2 separate regions of the Mus musculus genome follow, and region 2 is linked to region 1. Evidence: chromatin loops called from intact Hi-C (ENCODE). Cell type or tissue: left cerebral cortex. All regions are shown on one strand. Each heading gives the region's core, and the rest is flanking DNA. Links, peaks and the distances in the headings are about the cores only. Region 1 has its middle 13 kb from the start of Ern2. Region 2 holds the start of Gm39083 (a long non-coding RNA gene).

Region 1 (9,855 bases), core at 731-8,730:
CCCTCACACTCTGTGTTTACCCAACTCTGCCCTTGCAGCACAGAAGCCATAGGAAGTAGATAATAAAATGCTATTCCAACAAACCTTAAATTTTCCAAGGGAAGTGACCCTCTTTCCAGGACAATGGGCTGCACTCACATGGGAAATCAGGTTCCTAACTCACGGTGTAATTAAAATAGCTAAGTGCAATTGGAACCACCCAGAGTCACACAACACATCTAAGCAGACCAGAGAGTCCTGTGTGCACACACTAATTTAGATCCATGATTGTAGGTGGTTAGCCTGTATGTGTAACTCCAGGAGACAGAATCTAGACAGTGAGGACTTCTCCACTCACAGTACACATCTGTCATTTTGTGCCCCTGTGACTCCACAGAAGTGAGACAGAGTCATGGACCCATCTACCCACAGTGAACGGACAAGACTGCCTGTTTCCCCAGGGTCTCACCAACAGTGATTATCCAACACGCAGAGTCCTCCAGGTGGAAAGGTCTAGAAAACTCCACCTGCCTGTAGCAGAACGTGGAAGCACACGCCTTTAATCCCAGCACTCGGGAGGCAGAGGCAGGTGGATCCCTGAGTTCAAGGCCAGCCTGGTCTACAGAGTGAGTTCCAGGACAGCCAGTATTACACAGAAAAACCCTGTCTCAAAAAGGAAAGGAGGAAGGAAGGAAGGAAGGAAGGAAGGAAGGAAGGAAGGAAGGAAGGAAATGTCATCTGTAACCCTTGGCAGGTTTCACACCTTGAGAATTTAGATAATTTATGAAGTTATCACTACTAGCAAGACTTTTTTTTTTCAAGACAAGAGTTTTTCTGTGTGCCCTTGGCTGTCCTGGAACTGGTTCTGTGGACCAGGTTGGTCTCGAACTCACAGAGATCCACCTGCTTCTGCCTCACAACTGCTGGGATTAAGATATGCACCATCATCATCTGGCTTAGCAAGGCTTTTTTAGGAATAATTTTTTTTACAGTCATGTGTGCATGCACATGTGCTTGTGTGGTACAGTATGTATGTGTGTGTTGGTTAGTTCAGGTTGGTTTTTTTCTTCCACCATGTGGAGCCCAGAGATGAAATTAGGTCATCAGCGCCCTTAGAAGCTCCTTTACTCTATAAGCCATCTATCACATAAGCCCTAAGAAACACTTGAAAAGAAAACACACAGTTTAACACCCATCATATTAAGGAAAATGCAAATTAAAGCTACACCAAGATTTTTTTCATTTTCAAAAATGGGAGGACTCCAAGTGTTGGATAAACACCGTTGGTGAGACCCTGGGGAAGCAGGAAGTCTCATCTATCCAGTTTGGGTGGGTGACTCTGTCTCCGTTTTGTCCAGTCATGGGGGTCACAAAATGATAAATGTGTGTTCTTCTGGATCCTGCACTGAGAATTCTAAGAATTTTCCCTATGAAAACCCTTACCCACTTGTAAGACATCGCACTGTGCAAGATCATCTGACGTAGCATTGTCCTTTCCAGCAAAATCTTGGAAACCACCCACGTGTCCATTAGGTTAATGAAATATGATGAAGCTGGAAGGGGTGGGGAGCGCTTTCTACAGATTTTTATGGAAACACCTCTAAGATATACCAAGTGAGAAAAGCTAACTGTAGGCCAGTACATATTCTTGGGGGTTGATGTTTTCTTTAAACACTGGGAGAGCACAAAAAATACCTATGTTTTCATACATGCAGGACTGAATATGAAAGATACTTCTGATGAAGTGGGGACCTGGACAATGAGAAGGGACAACTGAGATAGATTCGGGGTGGCCTTTAGTGAGAGTCTTTCCACTTCTTACTTTTCCATATGGCTGTGCCTGAACACATGACAAACACTAAGCTGGGCATGGTGGTGTGTGCCCGGAATTCCAGCACTCAGGAGGCAGGGGAGGAGAACCCTGAGAATTCACAGCTAGCCGGCCCCTGTGTTTAAAACCATGAATAACAGCAGAGGAGACGGCCAAGTCAGCAAGGCAAGTGTGAGTTCCTGAATTCGAGTTCTAAAAAAACAATGCAGGGCAGTGGTGGCACACACCTTTAATCCCAGCTCTTGGGAGGCAGAGGCAGGCTGATTTATGAGTTCAAGGCCAGCCTGGTCTACAGAGTGAGTTCCAGGACAGCCAGGGCTACACAGAAAAACCCTGTCTCAAAAAAAAAAAAAAAGAAAGAAAGAAAGAAAGAAAGAAAAGAAAAGAAAAGAAAAGAAATGAAACAAACAAAACAACAAAACTGGGCACAGTGGTATGTGCCTGTGTTTCAAAGTGACATGGAAGGTAGGAACAGGCAGGTCCCTGGGAGCTCAGCTAATCTAGTCTAGTTAGAGAAATCCTGGCGCGCTCTCTCTCTCATTATTTTATTTTATTTAGTTATTTTATTGAGACAGAGTCTCACTATGTAGGCCTGTCTAACCTGGAATTTGCTGTATAGGCCAGACTACCAGACTAGCCTTAAATTCACAGAGATTCACCTGCCACATAAAAACATGCACACATGCACCCACATAAAAAAAAAAAGAATAAATCATTTTTAATTTAAGTTCAATCAAAACCAAAATTTAAAAATTGAAGATAGTTTCACTTACACACAAAATCTTATTTAAAGTCATCGCACCCGTGTCTCGCCCTCGGTTTCATCTGTGAATATACTGGAACTCAAATTAGTTGTGCTGAGTAAAAAGAAGACAGACCAACAAGGAAAAGAACCTGTTCTGGGGCCAGTGAGGTGGCTGAGCAGGTAAAAGGGGGCCAGTGAGGTGGCTGAGCAGGTAAAAGGGGGCTTGCTGCCAAGCCTGATGGCGTGAGTTCGGTCACCTGAATTCACACAGTGGATGTCCTCTGATCTCCACATGAATGCTGTGGCATGGGCATGTCTATACAGCCACATGCGCAAGCTCCCGAACACACAAAAGTAGATGTACAAATGCAATGGAACATTTTAAATAATTATGCTACATATCATTGGCAAACTTCGGGATCAGTGAGACAGCTCAGCAGGTAAGGACAAGGATGCTCAGTGCCAGGCATGAGGATCTGAGAATGTGCATTGTCACCGTAACCCACAAGGTCGAAGGAGAGAGCCAGCCCCTCTAAAGATGTCCCTTGACCAACACGTGTGCAAGGCAGCAGGCATGCGCGCATGCGAGACACACACATATACACACTGAGACACAATAAATAAATGTAAAAAAAAACCCACATGTACATAAAAATCCACCTCTAAGAAATGCAAACTAACCCACAGGGACAGGAAGCAGACTCGCTGAGCAGTGAGTGACTGTTTAGGAAGTGTGAGCAGGTAGATTGCAGGGGTATGAAAAACCTTTGTGTCTGATGGATGTTAACGGCATAGTGTGTTCATGATGCCAAAACATACCAGGTTCTCACACTGTCTCTGTCTCTGTTTCTCTGTCTCTCTCTGTCTCTCTCTGTCTCTCTCTGTCTCTCTCTGTCTCTCTCTCTCTCTCTCTCTCTCTCTCTCTCTCTCTCTCTCTCTCTCTCTCTCTCTCCCTCTGTGTGTGTGTGTGTGTTGTTTTGGGGGATTGTTTGTTTTAGATTTGATTTTAAGGAGCTGGAGAGCTGGCTCAGTGGCTAAGTGTGCCCACTGCTCTCTCTAGCAGAGGGCCTGGGTTCAGTTTCCAGCATCCATAACAGTTGGCTCACAACCACCTGTCATCAGTTCCAGGGAATCTGATGCACTCTGGCCTCTGTGAGTACCTGCAAATATATAAAACTTATTTAGGCATACATTCGTAAATGGGGTGGTTTGAACGAGAGTGGCTCGCCCATAGACTCCTATGTTTGAATACCTGGTCCTCAGTTGGTGGAACTGTTTGAGAAAGATTTCGAAGTATGGCCTTGACGGAGGACATGCCTCACTGAGGGGAGAGCGTTGAGGTTTCGAAGGTCTCCAGCCATTCCCTGTGTGCTCTCTCTCCCCACTCACTGATCAAGATGAGAGCTTTTACCTGTTCCAGCCACCATGTTTTCCCTCTGCCAGTGTGGACTCTAACCCTCTGAAACCATAAGCCCAGTCAAATGCTTTCCTTCATGCCTTGGTCATGGAGTTTGGTCACAGCAATAGAAAAATAACTAAGACAATAATTAAAACTAAAATAAGTAAGTCTTTTCTTAAGATTAAAGTTTTGGTGTGTATATCTGTGAGCCTGCGTGAAGATATATCACCTGTGTGCAGGAGCCCTTCTCAGAGACCAGAAAAGGATGTTGGATCCCCAGTCACTGAGATTACAAGAGGTTGCGAGCCACTGTGCAGGGGTTAGGAATCAAACCTAGGTAAGGGCTCTTAACCACTGAGCTATATCTCCAGGCTAGGTTGTGAATTTATGACATGTGCAATTGATTGTCAATAAAATATGTTAAGGAGAATTTCATCTTTTTTTTTTTCACTTGAATTTCATTCCATTACATTCTATACTATATACACATAAAATATTAGGGCAGGAATCATGTATAAATTTTAAAATAATTATATATCCATTGGAGGATACATAGTTTAAGATTTTCTCTCTGAAAAAGCTCTATGTTCACGTAGGGCACGACTGAAATCAAATTTCAAACCCAGTTACAGCCACAGACATTTATCTGCTACACTCTACTGCCCCCTGCTGTAAGTAAATGATGTTACATCCTTGACCTACAGAGTACACACACGCAGTTGTAAAGGTCAGATAAGATAAATTCCAGGGCAAAGGGTTTTTTTCCTAAGGAACTACTTAGAACCTCTCTGCAGAGGGGTTGGCGGGTGAAAGAAAAAAAGGAGAGAACACATGAGTCAAGGGTAACGCTACATATTTCTAGCATATCAGATTCAAGGAAAAACAAAAACAAAACAGGAACCATTCAGAGCTAGCTGTAAGGTGCTGTGGTGGCAGGTGCTTTTAATCCCAGCTCTTGGGAGGCAGAGGCAGGTGGATCTCTGTGAGCTCGAGGCCAGCCTGGTCTACAAAGCAAGTCAAGGACACCCAGGGCTATTACACAAAGAAACCCTGCCTCACAAAACAAAACAAAAGCAAAACAAAAACAAAAACAAAAAAAAATGAGAGGGGCCTCAGCTGTTAAGGTCACTTGTTGGCTCACAACCATCTATAACTTCCAAGGTATCTGGTGCCCTCTGTACGTACAGGCAAAATTTTCATACACATAAAAATAGTTAGCCTGTAGGCCAAACTGTGAACTTGAGTCCTGGGCATGCCATAGGCCTCTCCCAGGAGTGTACTGAGAGAAAGTGGTTTCCTGGAACACAACAGGCCGCCACCCTTCTTCCTAGTAACCCAGAACTTGAAGTGCAGCCTCTTGTCAGGCATTTTAGCAAGGAAAGCTTGCTGTCAGAAGTGCTCTTGCAGCTGGGCGTGGTGGCGCGAGCCTTTAATCCCAGCACTCGGGAGGCAGAGGCTGGCAGATTTCTGAGGTCAGCCTGGTTTACAAAGTGAGTTCCAGGACAGCCAGGGCTACCCAGAGAAACCCTGTCTCGAAAAACAAAACAAAAAAGAAGTGTTCTTGCTCAACTCCAAAGAGTCCTGGATCACCGGATCTACGACACCTACAGGCCTTTCAGACCTTGACTGTTGCCTGCTGTGTCCACACACTAAGGGGTCAGCTCATTTGTTCTGTTTAGGATACACTGTAACACATGGCTAAGAGTTCACCTGTGTCAAATACTGCTTATGATGATGCCTGTCAAAAACAGGAACCCATCCAACAACGAGCCCAGGACAACCCCAGAGCATCATGCTACTTAGTCCTACAGAGAGACTGAAAAGAGGTGGTGGGGGGAATAAGACATATCCGGGGGTCTTCTCGTTGAGAAGAACTTAAGAGTGTGATAGCTCACAGTTAACCCCAGTACTTTAAGAGGATGAGGCAGCTTGAGTTACATAGTGAGACCTTGTTTCAAAAAAGTATGGGGGAATGGGGTACACTAAGTTTCCAGTCTTGGCTCTATAGTTTTGCTTCCAATTAATGTGTGGACTCTTATCTCTAGTACTCAGTTTTGGCACAGGCCTGGTACTTGGTATTATTATTATTAATTATTATTATTATTTATTGTCACCAGCATTGTTATTGTTGTGTTATTAGACAGAGTTTCTCTGTGTAGACCTGGCTGTCCTGGAACTTGCTCTGTAGACCAAGCTGACCTCCTAAGTGCTGGGATTAAAGGCGTGTGCCACTACATTCTGCCAGTTGTCAATATTTTTTATTTTGTCTGTTTGTTTTATTTTTTTTCCCCCTCTGAGGCAAGGTCTTGTTAAGGAACCCAGCCTGGTCTCCAACTCTGATACCTGAACCTGAGCCAGAAGGCTGGGGCTGTTGGAAAGTGCCACCATGCCCTGATAGTCACAATTACCAGTCACTCATAAAAAATGTATGAAAATGTGGCAGTTGGCTCTAGGCACAGGATCTACTGCACCACTGAAATATAAACAGAAAAAGTTCCCAGGCATCCCCACAAAAAAATACAACATGATCCCACAGCCTCCCACGTGCCTTGGGATCACTACCTCCAAGTCCTGTCCCTCCCTTCCTTCTCACTCCATGTCCAGGATAACCAATCTTTCTTAATCATCAGCAGCAGAGAGTCCTTAAGTCTTTCCTTCAAAAGGAATGATAAGCCTGCAGTTTGGCATGTTACCACTAGAGGCCTCCCTTGAGGCAAGATCACTAAGCTAGGTTGGAGTACTAGTCACCCACCCAACAAACGACTAGCTTTGATTAGGTGAGTAAATTACTTAATGTCTCTGAAACATGGTTTGTTCGTCTGTAGATTGAGGACGATAGAACTTCTCCTGTAAGTTAGTTAACTTATTAAGAACATAAGTCTGTGAAGAAGATGCAGAATACTTTTTCAACAATGACTGTTTTTATATGCAGAAGGTTAAAAAAAAAAAAAGACTCATAGTCTGTGACCAATGGCGCTCTGGAGGGTGTTAGTGCAGGACTGGCGGGTGTTGAAGCCTAAGAGAATGTGCTGGTTCGTTTATTAACGTGACACAAACTAGAACGGCCTGGGAAGCAGGAGCTTCACCTGAGGAATTGCCTCCATCCGGTTGGCCTGGAGGCAAGCCTGTGGGTGCTGTTTTTCTTGATTAATGATTAATATGAGAGGGCCCAGTACACTGTGGGTGGCACCACCTCTGGGTTGATGGTTCTGGATTGTGTAAGAAAGCAAATCGGTGAGCAGCATCTCTTCCTGGCTTCTGCTTCCGGTCCTGGCTTCTGCTTCCGGTCCTGGCTTCTGCTTCCGGTCCTGCCTCCAGCTTCCTGCCCAAGCCTCCCTTGATGACCTATAGCCTGTAAGGCCAAATAAGCCCTTTCTTCCCCAAGTTGCTTTTGGCCTTGCCGCTTACCACAGCAACAGAAACCAAACTAGGACACTATATTTCTCTATTTTGTTGCTGTTGTTACTAAAACACCTAAGGCTGGCTGGACAAAACAAAAACAAAAAAGAAAAACAGGTATAGGACCAGTAACACAGCAGAAGACCTGATGACCTAAGTTCAATATTCAGGACCTACCTGGTGAAACGAGAAAAGCGACTCTTACAAATTGTCCTCTGACCTCCACACGTGTGCACATAGGTGTGCCATGGCACATAGGACCACACACATACAAGTAAACAAGTAAATGTGATTATAAACTTTTTTTAAAGGGGGTGTTTATTTAACTCACAGTATTGGAGGCCACACAATATGAGGCTCTATCAGGAATCTACAATAAATGGTAGGGTGTAGCCAAGAGAAAAGATCACATCTCAAAACACAAAGCCAGATGCTGGAGTCCCACAACCCCTTCCTGGTCCTCTCTTCCTAATGACCTAAAGACTTTCCACTTGGCCCCACCTCTTAAAGGTCCATTACTCCTAACATCATCATCCTGGCCACTAAGTCTTTAAAACATGAACTCTGGGTTAACAGACCTCCAGACCATAATACTGGACATTAACAGTGTCAGCAAACAGCTCCTTCATTTGTCAGGAGCAAGACGCACATCAATGCCACGTAAATGCTTACTTTTATGTAGATTGGAAAGATGCATAAGGAAAGGATCTTCTATTGTTGATTGCTAACTTGATTGGTTGGGTTGTTTTTTGAGACAGTGTTGCAAGACATTTGATCATACCGTAAACCCCAGGATGGTATTCTGGTGTGGCTCATCCCTTATCACACACCTTTAATTCCTCTGGCTGGAATACAGACATGCCCTTAGTACACACTGTTAATCCCAAACAATAAAGGTAAAGTTAGTTTGTAGAAGAAAGCAGCCATGTTTGAAAATGACATCTAATTGAGTGACAGACAAAGTGTCGAGTCAGAGAAAGATTTGACAGAATAGGATATGCACAACTCTCTTGAGGAGGTGAAAGGGAAGCTACTTAAGAGAGCAGTGCAGGCAGAGAAAAGAGAAATGAGAGAAAAGGAGACAGTTTTACCAGGAGAGTTTTACAGAGACAGGTTTAAGAGAGAACAAACCAGACACAGAAAAAGACAGAATGAGCTAGAGAATGAAAAGGAGCCAGAAGATTAGAACAGATTGTCAGAGTTAGTTTGAGGCCCAGCAGAGCAATTCAGGGAAAGCCTAGAGAAGTCAGATTGAATCAGTCAGCTTGGAAAGGAGTCTGAGCCCAAACAGTTGAGTTGAATCAGCCAGCCAGAGCTCAGAAGAAGCAAGTCTTAGAAGCTGAAAACATTCTAGGCCTAGATTAGATTAGACGGAGGCTAGAAGCTTCCAGGACTGGGCCTAGGTTAACAGACGGAGGCAGTAAGCTTCCAAGACAACAATTGCTTCAGGTAAATAAAAGTTACTTTTACAAAACAGGTCTCACTATGTCTCCAAGCAGGGCTTTCTTTAACTTAACAATCCTCCTGCCTCAGCCTCTCAAGTGCTGTGATGACATGCATGTCCTACTACACCCAGTTTTATTTTCTATATGTGTATCACTGTGACCTTCTTCTCTTCATTCCTGTAGCAGACTCCCCGTAGCCTATTGCAAGCACTCAATGGCAAGCCAACACACTCCATTCCATATTCCTCTCTCTTTCCTCGTACCCTCTCTGTCCTCCTCCTCCCCCTCCCCCTCCTCCTCCTCCTTCTCTTTCTCCTCCTCCCCCTTCCTTTGTCTCTCCTCCCTCTTTCCCTCCTATGTGTTCTATTCTGTCTGCTTTTGGATGCCAGCTCTCATGTAGCCCAGCCAAGGGTAACTTTGAACTCCTGATACTTTTGCTTATTCTTCCCTAGTACTGAGATCCACAAACATGCACCACTATGCTGCATTTTATGAGGTGCTAGGGACTGAACCCCAGGGCTAAGCAAGCACTCTACCAACTAAACTACACACCACCCCTGCCACCCTCCTCTCTCTCTCTCTCTCTCTCTCTCTCTCTCTCTCTCTCTCTCTCTCTCTCTCTCTCTCTCTCAATTTCTAGGCAACAAACTGCTGTGGAAAGTGTTAGAGTCCAGGAGTCACTTCACAAACCACATAAACACTGATCTTAGCCAGACAGGGGTGGTTTATTGATTGAACACTCTAAGACTGATCAATCAGAGCTGTAGCACAGAATTCGGGGGCTGAGGCTACAATCCTGAATATTCTTAGGGCAGATTTATAAAGGTGCAGGAAGTGCTGCCCAGTAATCAGCTCTGACTCAGGCTATTTTGGCTAGCTAGACAGGACAGTTCTAACTGACCGTTATACTGATTGGTCCTAAGTGGAACTTACGGCTGTTGAATTTCTTAAGATTAACAAATCTCAACATACAGAATATAATGGGATATGTGGTCAACATGACCCTGCTCTGGGTCGTTATTTTTCTGTGACAATGACTGGCAGGCATATTACAGCA
Region 2 (9,855 bases), core at 1,114-9,113, 740 kb before region 1:
CACACAAAGAATCAACAAACAGGCCTAAGGACATAAAAATCTACCCCTGTGGCTAAGAGTTTCATAGTTTTAGTTTCTTTCTTTCTTTTTTTTTGGTTTTTTCCGAGACAGGGTTTCTCTGTCCTGGAACTCACTTTGTAGATCAGGCTGGCCTCGAACTCAGAAATCTGCCTGCCTCTGCCTCCCAAGTGTTGGGATTAAAGGTGTGTGCCACCACCGCCTTTGAATCATTTTTTGGTGATGTGTAAAACAGGCTGTGAACTTCACTTACTAGCGTGTGGATATTGAAGTGTCTCAACTTCACTGAAGGCGAAGTTCTTCCCCTTACTGCGTTGTCTTGATACACTTGTGAAAATCACGTTACCGAGGGGCTGGAGCAATGCCTCGTCAGGTAAGAGCACTGATGGCTCTTCCAGAGGATGCAGATTCTTTTATCAGCACTCACATGGCAGCGCACAGCCATCTCTAACTCCAGTCTCAGGGACTCTGACGCCCTCTTCTGGCCCCTGTAGACACTACATGCATGAGGTGCACAAACATGCATGAAGGGGGGAAAAAAAAACCAAACCAAACCAAAACCCATACACGTAAAATAAAAATAAATAAACCTGGAGACAAGATTTTCAAAAAAAAGAATGTTGCCTCACCAGGATGCATGGATTAACCTCTAGATTTTTGAATCCTGGTCCACGTTTTATTATCTATCTTTATATCAGTGTCCCTTGAGTGAGTTTTAAAAACAACAAACTTCGATTCCTTAAACTCAACTTTTGCTTTGTTTCTTCTTTTGACCTGGTCTCAGGTAGCTCAGGTTGGCCCCATACTCCCTCTCTCTAACTCTATTCTTATATATTTATAAGTAAAGATCACTTGGATCCTGACCCTCCTGTTTCCATCTCCGGAGTCTTGGTGTTCCAGATTTGAGCCACCATGTTCTGTTTGAGGGTTTTCTTTGTAAAGAATTCAGTTACTCGGGGGCTCTTCTCATTCCATGTGAGTTTTAGAGTCAAGTTTCCCACATTTGTCAAAAAAAAAGTTGTGGAGGGGCTGGTGTGACGGCCCAGTGGGTACTCTGCTTGTTCAGCAAGCGTGAAGGCTGGGGTTTGGACTCCCCCAGCACACACATCAATACCACATGGGCTTGATGACCAGTTTATAACCCCAGCACTGGGGAGTCCCCAGAGCAGGCAAGTCCGGGGTCAAGTGAGACACTGCCTGGATTGAGGAGCTGGAGAGTGACTGGCACCCGTTCTATGTGCACCAACGAATGCACGTGCCTCTGTACAGGTGAGAAAAACACACTCACAGTCCACTCACACAAATATGTACAGAAAAAGGTTGTTGGGCTTTTTGTACCTATTGCATGCTTGGGTAGCCCTGTCGTGTTTTCTGTTTCACTAATGCCAGCCTTGTTTAATTTATCTCACTGACATATTAGAGTTTTCAGTGGCCGATTTTCATACCTCCTGGGTTAAATTTGTTCCAAAGTGTTGTATTCAATTTGATGCTATTATAAGTGGAATTGTTTTCCTAATTGAGTTTTCAGGTTACCCGGTGCTGATGTATGGAAACACAGCTGACTGCGTTTGTGTGTCCTGCTGCTACCGCGTACACTTGCTGAATTTATTAGCACTAATAGTTTCTGTGGTGTGGGAATTTGCAGGATTTCCTACAGCGAGGTCACTAATGTCTAAAAATGATGATACATTTATGTAAATGAATTATTTATTCCAGCTAGCCCGAATAAAAGGTACAAAATCCTGATAATTTACAAGCTCTAAGCCCAGATTGGGCAGGCTGTGAGCTATTCTAACTTAAATCCCAGTCAAATGTCCCTTGTTCCTTGCTGTTTGAGTCTCAGTCCCGGATATCTCTGTCCCATCCGCCTGTCCTCAGGCTCCACCTCCCTCATGGCAACCTTCCCCTCTCTCTACCTCCTTTCTCCTCCTCCTTCTGGTCTCTCCTGAAACCCCTCACTCGATCCTCAAGTCCTGCTTGTCTCTCTATTGCCCAGTCACAGGCTCTAGCCTTTTATTAATCAAATAATATTAAAGTAGGGAGCAAGGTTTACATAGAGTAAAAAAAAAAGTTTACTTGTTGAATGTGAGGATCTGCTTGCCTTGGGCAACTAGATCTTGGGGGTAGTATTTAACATTTAAAAGCCTACCAGCCTCAGACCAACCCCCGACACATTTACACTTTCGCTTTCAGTCGGATGCTATGAGTGGTAGAACAAGAGAGGCTCAGATGAATAGCAATTGCAGGAGCTGGTGTGCTTATCCTTTGACTGCTAAACATCCTGCTGGGTGTGGTATTCACGAAGGTTGGTCCCGTGCTTTGTACCAATCAGAAAGAGCTCGTGGAGTTTCCCCTCTGTTAACGTCTTGCGTTGCATTTTAGTTTTTGGTTTTTAAGGAGGTCAGAAATTAAGATTTAACCGTTTCCTCTTGCCTTTCCCTGCTGACAATTGAGTCGCCTGATGCAGTTAGGGTTAGAAATTTCATGGCCTCGATCAAATGAGATACCAGGAATCCTTCATGGCGCTGCTGCTTTCTGATGTGGCAAAGTAGGGTAGGTATATTGACAGTGGCTGGAGGTGGGCTGAAGCCAAGGAGACCCTGGAAAGTTCCCACACAGACAGCCATCTTCTACCTCCTTCCTGTGACCAGGAAGGAATTCAAGAGAAGACTATAGATCTCCTTTGGTTTAGGTTGCTGAAAGGACAAATTAAAGACATCTTTAAAACTAATTGCATCATCATCATCATCATCACCATCATCATCATCTGTGTGTGTGTGTGTGTGTGTGTGTGTTAATCCAAAGAACCACTACTATGGGACAGAGACACGGAGGCACCAGGAGGGAGAGAGGCCCATTAGGAAGGTTACCGAGCAGGTCATTGTTGGGGCAACTGGGTTCCAAACACCACAGAGAAACCTGGGGAGAAAGTAAGGAAAATGCCGTTCAGAGTTGTCTTGTATACAACTATATCTACATCTATGTCTCTATAGGGAGGTGTTGACACAATGGCTGCTTTTATTATAGACTGGTTTTATTTTATTTATTATTACCACTACTCTCTCTCTCTCTGTGTGTGTGTGTGTGTGTGTGTGTGTGTGTGTGTGTGTGTGTGTGTGCGTGAGAGAGAGAGAGAGAGAGAGAGAGAGAGAGAGAGAATATCTCATGGAAGTGCTGAGATTACAGATGTGAGCCACTGTATCTAGTTTTCTGAGTTCTAGGGATTGAGTCCAGGCTGTGTGGCAGGTACTTTTACACACTAAACTAAACCACCAGTTAATGACTCTTTTAAGACATGTTTTAAAGAAGCTAATCGTTTAAGACAGTATAACAAATAAGGGTTTCAAGACATTTTCATACGGATGTGGCATTATACTTCACTGTATTTTATTTCCCACCCCCAGTTCCTTCCTGTCTGCGGCTGGTTCCCTTTCTTTCACTAGGAAGCCCCCACTTCTGCTTTGTTCATGCCTTTTCATGGCTGAAACACATTGGATCATGACAGTACCTTATTAACCCTTGAAGATAGATATTGGACTTGTCTTTACCTTTTTTTTTTAGATTTATTTATTTATTATATGGAAGTACATTATAGCTGTCTTCAGACACTCCAGAAGAGGGAGTCAGATCTCGTTACGGATGGTTGTGAGCCACCATGTGGTTGCTGGGATTTGAACTCTGGACCTTCGGAAGAGCAGTCGGGTGCTCTTACCCACTGAGCCATCTCACCAGCCGTCTTTACCTTTTTGATATCATGAACAATAGATGTTTGGCAGCTGTGAATACTTGTGTGCTTTTTTTTGTGTAGACATGTGTATGAATTTCCCTTAGATATATATAGCCAGGAGCAGAATTTCTGGGTTCTATGGTAACCCCGTGTTTTATAATTTAAGAAACTGTCAAACTTTTCCACAAAGAGGCTGCTCCTTTCTGCATCCCTCCAGCGGCATAAGAAGGCTCCGGTCCAGTTTCTCTCCACGCGCACCAGCACTTACTTGTCTTTCTTCCTGATCACGGCCTCCTGGTGAGGACGGTAAGCCACAGTGGCTTTGATTAGAATGCCCCTAATGACCGGTGATGATGAGCATCTTTTCCTGTGCTCCTTTGCTCTTTTTTGCTTGCCTGGTGCTTTAACCCAGATTTCATGCCTGAGGGCTCTGAGCTTCTGGTGTGAAGCTCAAAGCAGGCTGGATTGCTGTGACTGCCTTTTCACAGGTGAAACTAGCTCAGAACACAGAATTTTTTTAGTAAGTCCTCTCTGCATTAGAAACATCTCCACTCTGTCTTCATTGCATAGCAGAGATTTGGGGTCTTTTTGATAATGACAACCAATTAGCTCTACTGGGATAGTGGCACCATCTTCTGTTGCTAGGCTACTGGTGCTCAGAGCTCCAGGTGATCAGGCTTCAGCTTAGAGGGATGATTACGGTCTCATTCAGTAGAACTGTCTCCCCCCCAAGAGAATCAGGGCCTCAAACTGCAGGATTTAAGGTTTCAGGGAGAGAGGTGATCTAGATTCTCTAAGTGTGCTGTTGGGAGTGGTGGTAGAGACAACATGTCTGCCTGTTAGATTTTAGGTCTCTGTATTGTGTTAAGGGGGCACTACCATCTACAGGTTGTTGGCTCAGAGTGTGTATCATATCTTGATGGACAACATTTTAATCTGCAAGGTATCATTCCTAGACTGGAGTCTTGGTAGCATCATGAATGGATCATCTCAGTATTCTATTACATAGGCATCATTATTGTGTGTCTATGAAGCAGCCTGCGTACTGGGGCTACAGGAGGGCCCACGTACTGGGGACTTGGTTGCCAGCTGATGGGCTCTGGGAAGTGACTGGCTTCTTAGGTCTCTGACGTAATTAATACACTATCCCCTTGATGGATTTGCATCATGGTGGCAATCCTGGGAAGTGGTGAGAGGTAAGGAGGTGGGCTTAACTGAAGGAAGCTGGTCATTGAGAGCATCCTTGGAAGGATGTATCTGGATGGTCCTGTGCCCCTTTGTGTCTGGCACTTCCTCTGCTGTCTATCTGTAATGAGGTCAGTTGCTTCTGCCACTGCTGTGAAGTTCTGCCTTACCAGGAACTGAGAATCAGCAGCAACAAGGGGACACACTCCAGGGACACACCAGAATTCCCAAAACAAAGACTGTGGGATCAAGCTGGTGGCCTATGCTCTGCTTTCCAAGACAGCTTTCCAGCCTGCTTTCTCTCTGTTCATCTGCTTTCTCTGAAGATCTCCAGACAGCTCTCTCTCTCTCTATTTTCTGCTCAAGACAGTTCTCTAAGCAGTTCTCCCTTGCTATTCCAAAAAAATGTCTCTGGATATCTCATCTCCTGCAGATCACAAACCCAGTTTTTAAATTTACATATCAATCCAATCATTGACTCCAGGTTCCCTTTTGATTATCCTATGAGTCAGCATTCCTGGACCCCAGACCCTTAATTCTCTGGAGAGAGCAAGTACACTTTTTTTTTTTAAACATTGCAAAAGAATTCCCCTGCCTCTGTTAAGCACAGATACTAAACTATTTGGGTGGGACCCAGACCTGAAATTACCATTTCTACCATACCTGGGCCTAACTTTGTTGTGTCCCAGGCTGACCCTGAACTCAGGGATCTGTCTGCCTCTATAAACTATAAACAAACAAACAAACAAACAAACAACTTAGCTGGGTGGGATGTCCTGCCATCACCACTTCCTAAATCTCTTTATCTTCTTCCTGTGTATCTTTCTGACAAGTTGGCTCACAGTGCAGTTGTTTTTGTTCTTTTAGATTTGTGAAGTCCTTCATAATTCATATAGCATCCTTACATTTTGCATAGCTGAGAAATTATATGTTTTTGAGACTTCCTGGCAGCAAGCCCTGGGTATCAGCTGTCTATACCTCTTAGATGTTACAATTGCAAGCACATGGTGCCACACCAGGCTTTTTTTTTTTTCCTTTAAGATTTATTTATTTATTTATTTATTTATTATACAGTACTCTGTCTGCTTGCCAGAAGAGGGCACCAGATCTCATTACAGGTAGTTTTGAGCCACCATGTGTTTCCTAGGAATTGAACTGGGGATCTCTGGAAGAGCAACCAGTGCTCTCAACCTCTGAGCCATCTCTTCAGCCTGAGAAATTACATATTTTTGAACCCACTTTTTAAAAAGATTTATTTATTTATTATATGTAAGTACACTGTAGCTGTCCTCAGATACTCCAGAAGAGGGCATCAGATTTCGTTATGGATGGTTGTGAGCCACCATGTGGTTGCTGGGATTTGAACTCGGGACCTTCGGAAGAGCAGTCGGCGCTCTTAACCACTGAGCCATCTCGCCAGTCCCTTGAACCCACATTTTTAGAGTTCTTTTCCACAGCCTTAAGGGCTGTCCTCACCATTTTGCTGAGACATTAGCCACACCTTTGCCTCCCAGACTCATGCTATCTCTGATTATTATGAAGTCATTAACATTAACAGGGAGGACATTCCTTGAAGGAGGAACGTAAAATACATACATTATCATACAAACAAGCCTTATGCCCACAGCAGCCATTGATACTTGTGGAGGCCCACATCTGTTGGCTCTGCCCCTACTAAGTCCCCGGGAACTGTGTCATTCTGTCCCTACCAAGGCCTTGCTGGACCTGACATACCTTGTCATATTCTCAGTTACTTTTTTCTTTCATAAATGAGTTCTTAGGACTAAGAAAAAAAAATCAGAGGTGTGGTTGTGCACACCTTTAATCTCAGCACTTGGGAGGCAGAGGCAGAAGCAGAGGCAGGCAGATTTCTGAGTTCAAGGCCAGTCTAGTCTACTAAGCAAATTCTAGGGCTACACAGCTAGGGCTAGACAGTCAGATACTGTCCATGACCATAACAGCTCTTATAATAGAAAACATTTAATTGAGGATGGCTTACAGTTTCACAGGTTTAGTCCATTATCGGCATAGCAGGAAGCATGGCAGACTGTAGGCAGACACGGTGCTGGAGAAGGAGCAGAGAGTTCCATATCCAGATCTGCAGGCAGCAGGAATAAAGATAGACATTGGGCCTGGCTTGAGCTTCTTACACCTCAAAGCCCACCCCCAGTGACACACTACTTCCAACAAGGCCACACCTCCTAATCCCGGTCAAGTAGTGCCACTCCCTGGTGACTAAGTATTCAAATCTATGAGCCAATGGGGGCCACTCCTATTCAAACATCCACAAGCAGGCACGTGGGATCCTGGGAGTCATTAGAGAGTGGTGATACGCTACAGACAGAAAGGGAAACAAATTCCCACTTAGATTTTTGTGGTTCTTAGTAGGGGAGAGTCATTCTCAGGAGGGGAGCCTCTTACCGGGTACACATGGCTCAATGCAATCACCCTGCCACCACATTTGTGTACCACCAGGATGTCATGCATTGAGAATTCCGTGCCAGTCTAGGAGTACAGTACGCCGAATGTTCAGTAGCCGGGGCAGTCTTGGAAGGATGACCATGTTGTTGGACCCTTGCTGAGTCTGTTTCTGCCACCAGTTAATTGCTTTAAGGACACACTGTGACAGCACAGTGACAGCGCAGAGTACACAACCCCTGCCCACCGTCTTTGTGTGTGTTTTCTAGTTGGCATTGATGTGAGATGTGAGGATGCACATGCAGCTTTCCCTGCAGAATTGCCCATCAAGATCTCTGATACCCAACTCTTGCTCCTTCCAGCATCTTGACCAACCATTTAAGCCACACCCTGCCTATAAGTCTTGGTACATCTCAGAAGCTTCTGGACCTTCCCCAAGTTTGGACAGTACTGTTCCCCACTTCGGGCATCTCTGTGGCAGGAGACCCGTCAAGTCATAGGGCCTACATTTTTAGGACCCCTTGTTCTGAAGCTGGCACCTAGACAAAGCTGTATTTTTCTCTGGGCCTAATTCAGAATCAACAACAACCTTGCTAACTGGTCTTATGCCAACTTGACACACAAACTAGAGGTATCTGAAAGGAGGGAACCTTAACTGAGAAAATGCCTCCTCCATAAGATTCAGCTGTTGAGAATTTTCTTAATTAAGGATGGATGGGGGAGGGCCCATCCCATAGTGGGTGGTGGTCCTGCGTTCTATAAGAAAACAGGCTGAGGGGCTGGTGAGATGGCTCAGTGGTTAAGAGCACCCGACTGCTCTTCCGAAGGTCCAAAGTTCAAATCCCAGCAACCACATGGTGGCTCACAACCACCTGTAATGAGATCTGATGCCCTCTTCTGGTGTGTCTGAAGACAGCTACGGTGTACTTACATTAAATAAATAATAAATCTTAAAAAAAAAAAAAAAAAAGGAAACAGGCTGAGCAAGCCATGGGGAGACAGCCAGTTAGCAGCAACCCTCCATGGCCTCTAGGCCATCAGCTCCTGCCTCTAGGTTCCTGTCCTATTTTGAGTTCCTGTCCTGACTTCTTCAATCAATAATAAAAATTGATGTGGAAGCGTAAGCCATGTAAACCCTTTTCTCCCTAACTTGTCTTTTGGTCCTGGTATTTCATCGCAGCAATAGTAACCCTAACTAAGATAGCAACTAAGCAAGAAGCAACAACCTGGTTGGTGCATGCCTAGAGCCTCAGCACTTGGGGGCAGCTAAGGCAAGTAGTTTGAGTGGGGGATAGATACATGGCAGCATTCCCAAAGAAGCTGTGAGCTGCTTTCAAAACTCCAAAGGGACCTACCAAAATACTGTCTTTAGTGGCAGGAAACAAACATGCAATATTCTGTATTCTTTCCTTTGTCTTGGAGCAAGTGTCTCTAACCACTAGGCTGGAAGAAAAGCATCATCAATGTGTCAGGGGCTGAGTGTTTGTGTGTTTGTGTTATCTTCTACTTCATAGTACCCGGAATCTCAGTGGTTGCCCACTTCTTTTCCAAGTCTTACAGTTCTAGGAGCCATCGGTATAATGAGTCTGAATAACATCCTATTGGCTGTTCAGAAGACCAAGGTCGTAAGACCTAGGATCAATGCTGACACAGAGCAGTGGAGTTAGCATTGCTCATTGCAAGACTGTGAATATGTGTTAACTGTCTGGGTCAACCTAATGGGATGCTTGGATTCTCATTTCTGATGGTGAATGGGAGGAACCCAACTGCCAGATCAAGGACCGCATCCTCACGTCAGTGTCTTTGTGGGTAGATTCTGAGAGTCCCAAAGAACAAAAGGTAGCCATGGAAGGGTTTGCTTCAGGGGGGTGATGCAATTCACTTATATAGCAAAGAGTGACCAGGTACAGATTGGAGAGGGCAGCAGGGCACTTGATAAGGTGTCATATTTTGTATCAGGTACTTATTTAGAGTTGTTGACTTGGTGGTCCTCATATATTGCTATGAGGGGACAGGAGTTGACATTGGACTGATGTATAATTTAAGACAAAATTTGTGGGCTGCTGTAATAATAAAAATCTCACATCATAACATAGTGCAGGCTATCAGAGGCTTTGCTATAAAATGAATTGTTCCCTCTCCAGTCATGCATATGTCAAAGGCCTCATGATAGAGTTAGGGGTGCTACAAGTGTTCCTTATCCATTCTTCTACTCCAAGAATGAGATGTGAATACCTGCCAGAGCAGAACAGCATCCTTCATCAGGTGTGTGGCACATGCATTTAATCCTAGTACTCAGGAGGCAGAGGAGAGTAGATCTCACATCTCTGAGTTCAAGGCCAGCCTGGTCTACTAGTGAGTTTTAGGTCAGCCAGGGCTATGTAGTGAGACCCTGTTTTGTTTTTGTTTTTGTTTTTAAAATGTCTTGCTGTGGCAGTGGTGGTGTATGCCTTTAATCTCAGCACTTGGGAGGCAGGCAGATTTCTTAGTTTGAGTTCAGCCTGGTC

The links. Peaks named below come from ENCODE experiments on the same cell type or tissue, not always from the same donor. Only the 100,000 strongest peaks of a DNase experiment are listed, where the experiment ranks them.
Region 2: it touches region 1 in a loop (2.4-fold over the local background); 5 of 42 quality-filtered maps call a loop at or near these places.

Annotation. Positions count from the first base shown.
Region 1 is chr7:122,194,295-122,204,149 of GRCm38, reverse strand. No RefSeq gene overlaps it. Among named protein-coding and RNA genes, the nearest start is that of Ern2, 13 kb to the right of the region's middle. In left cerebral cortex, for the core only: CTCF peaks have their summits at 4,622 (motif pointing left) and 6,656; DNase peaks (open chromatin) are centred at 4,625 and 6,641.
Region 2 is chr7:122,932,938-122,942,792 of GRCm38, reverse strand. Gm39082 (a long non-coding RNA gene) reads right to left here. Exons shown (of 4, transcript XR_869923.1): 4 at 7,006-7,028. Gm39083 (a long non-coding RNA gene) reads right to left here and starts at 6,957. Exons shown (of 3, transcript XR_869924.1): 1 at 6,930-6,957; 2 at 2,889-2,937; 3 at 2,435-2,714. In left cerebral cortex, for the core only: a CTCF peak has its summit at 6,023 (motif pointing right); DNase peaks (open chromatin) are centred at 4,021 and 4,162.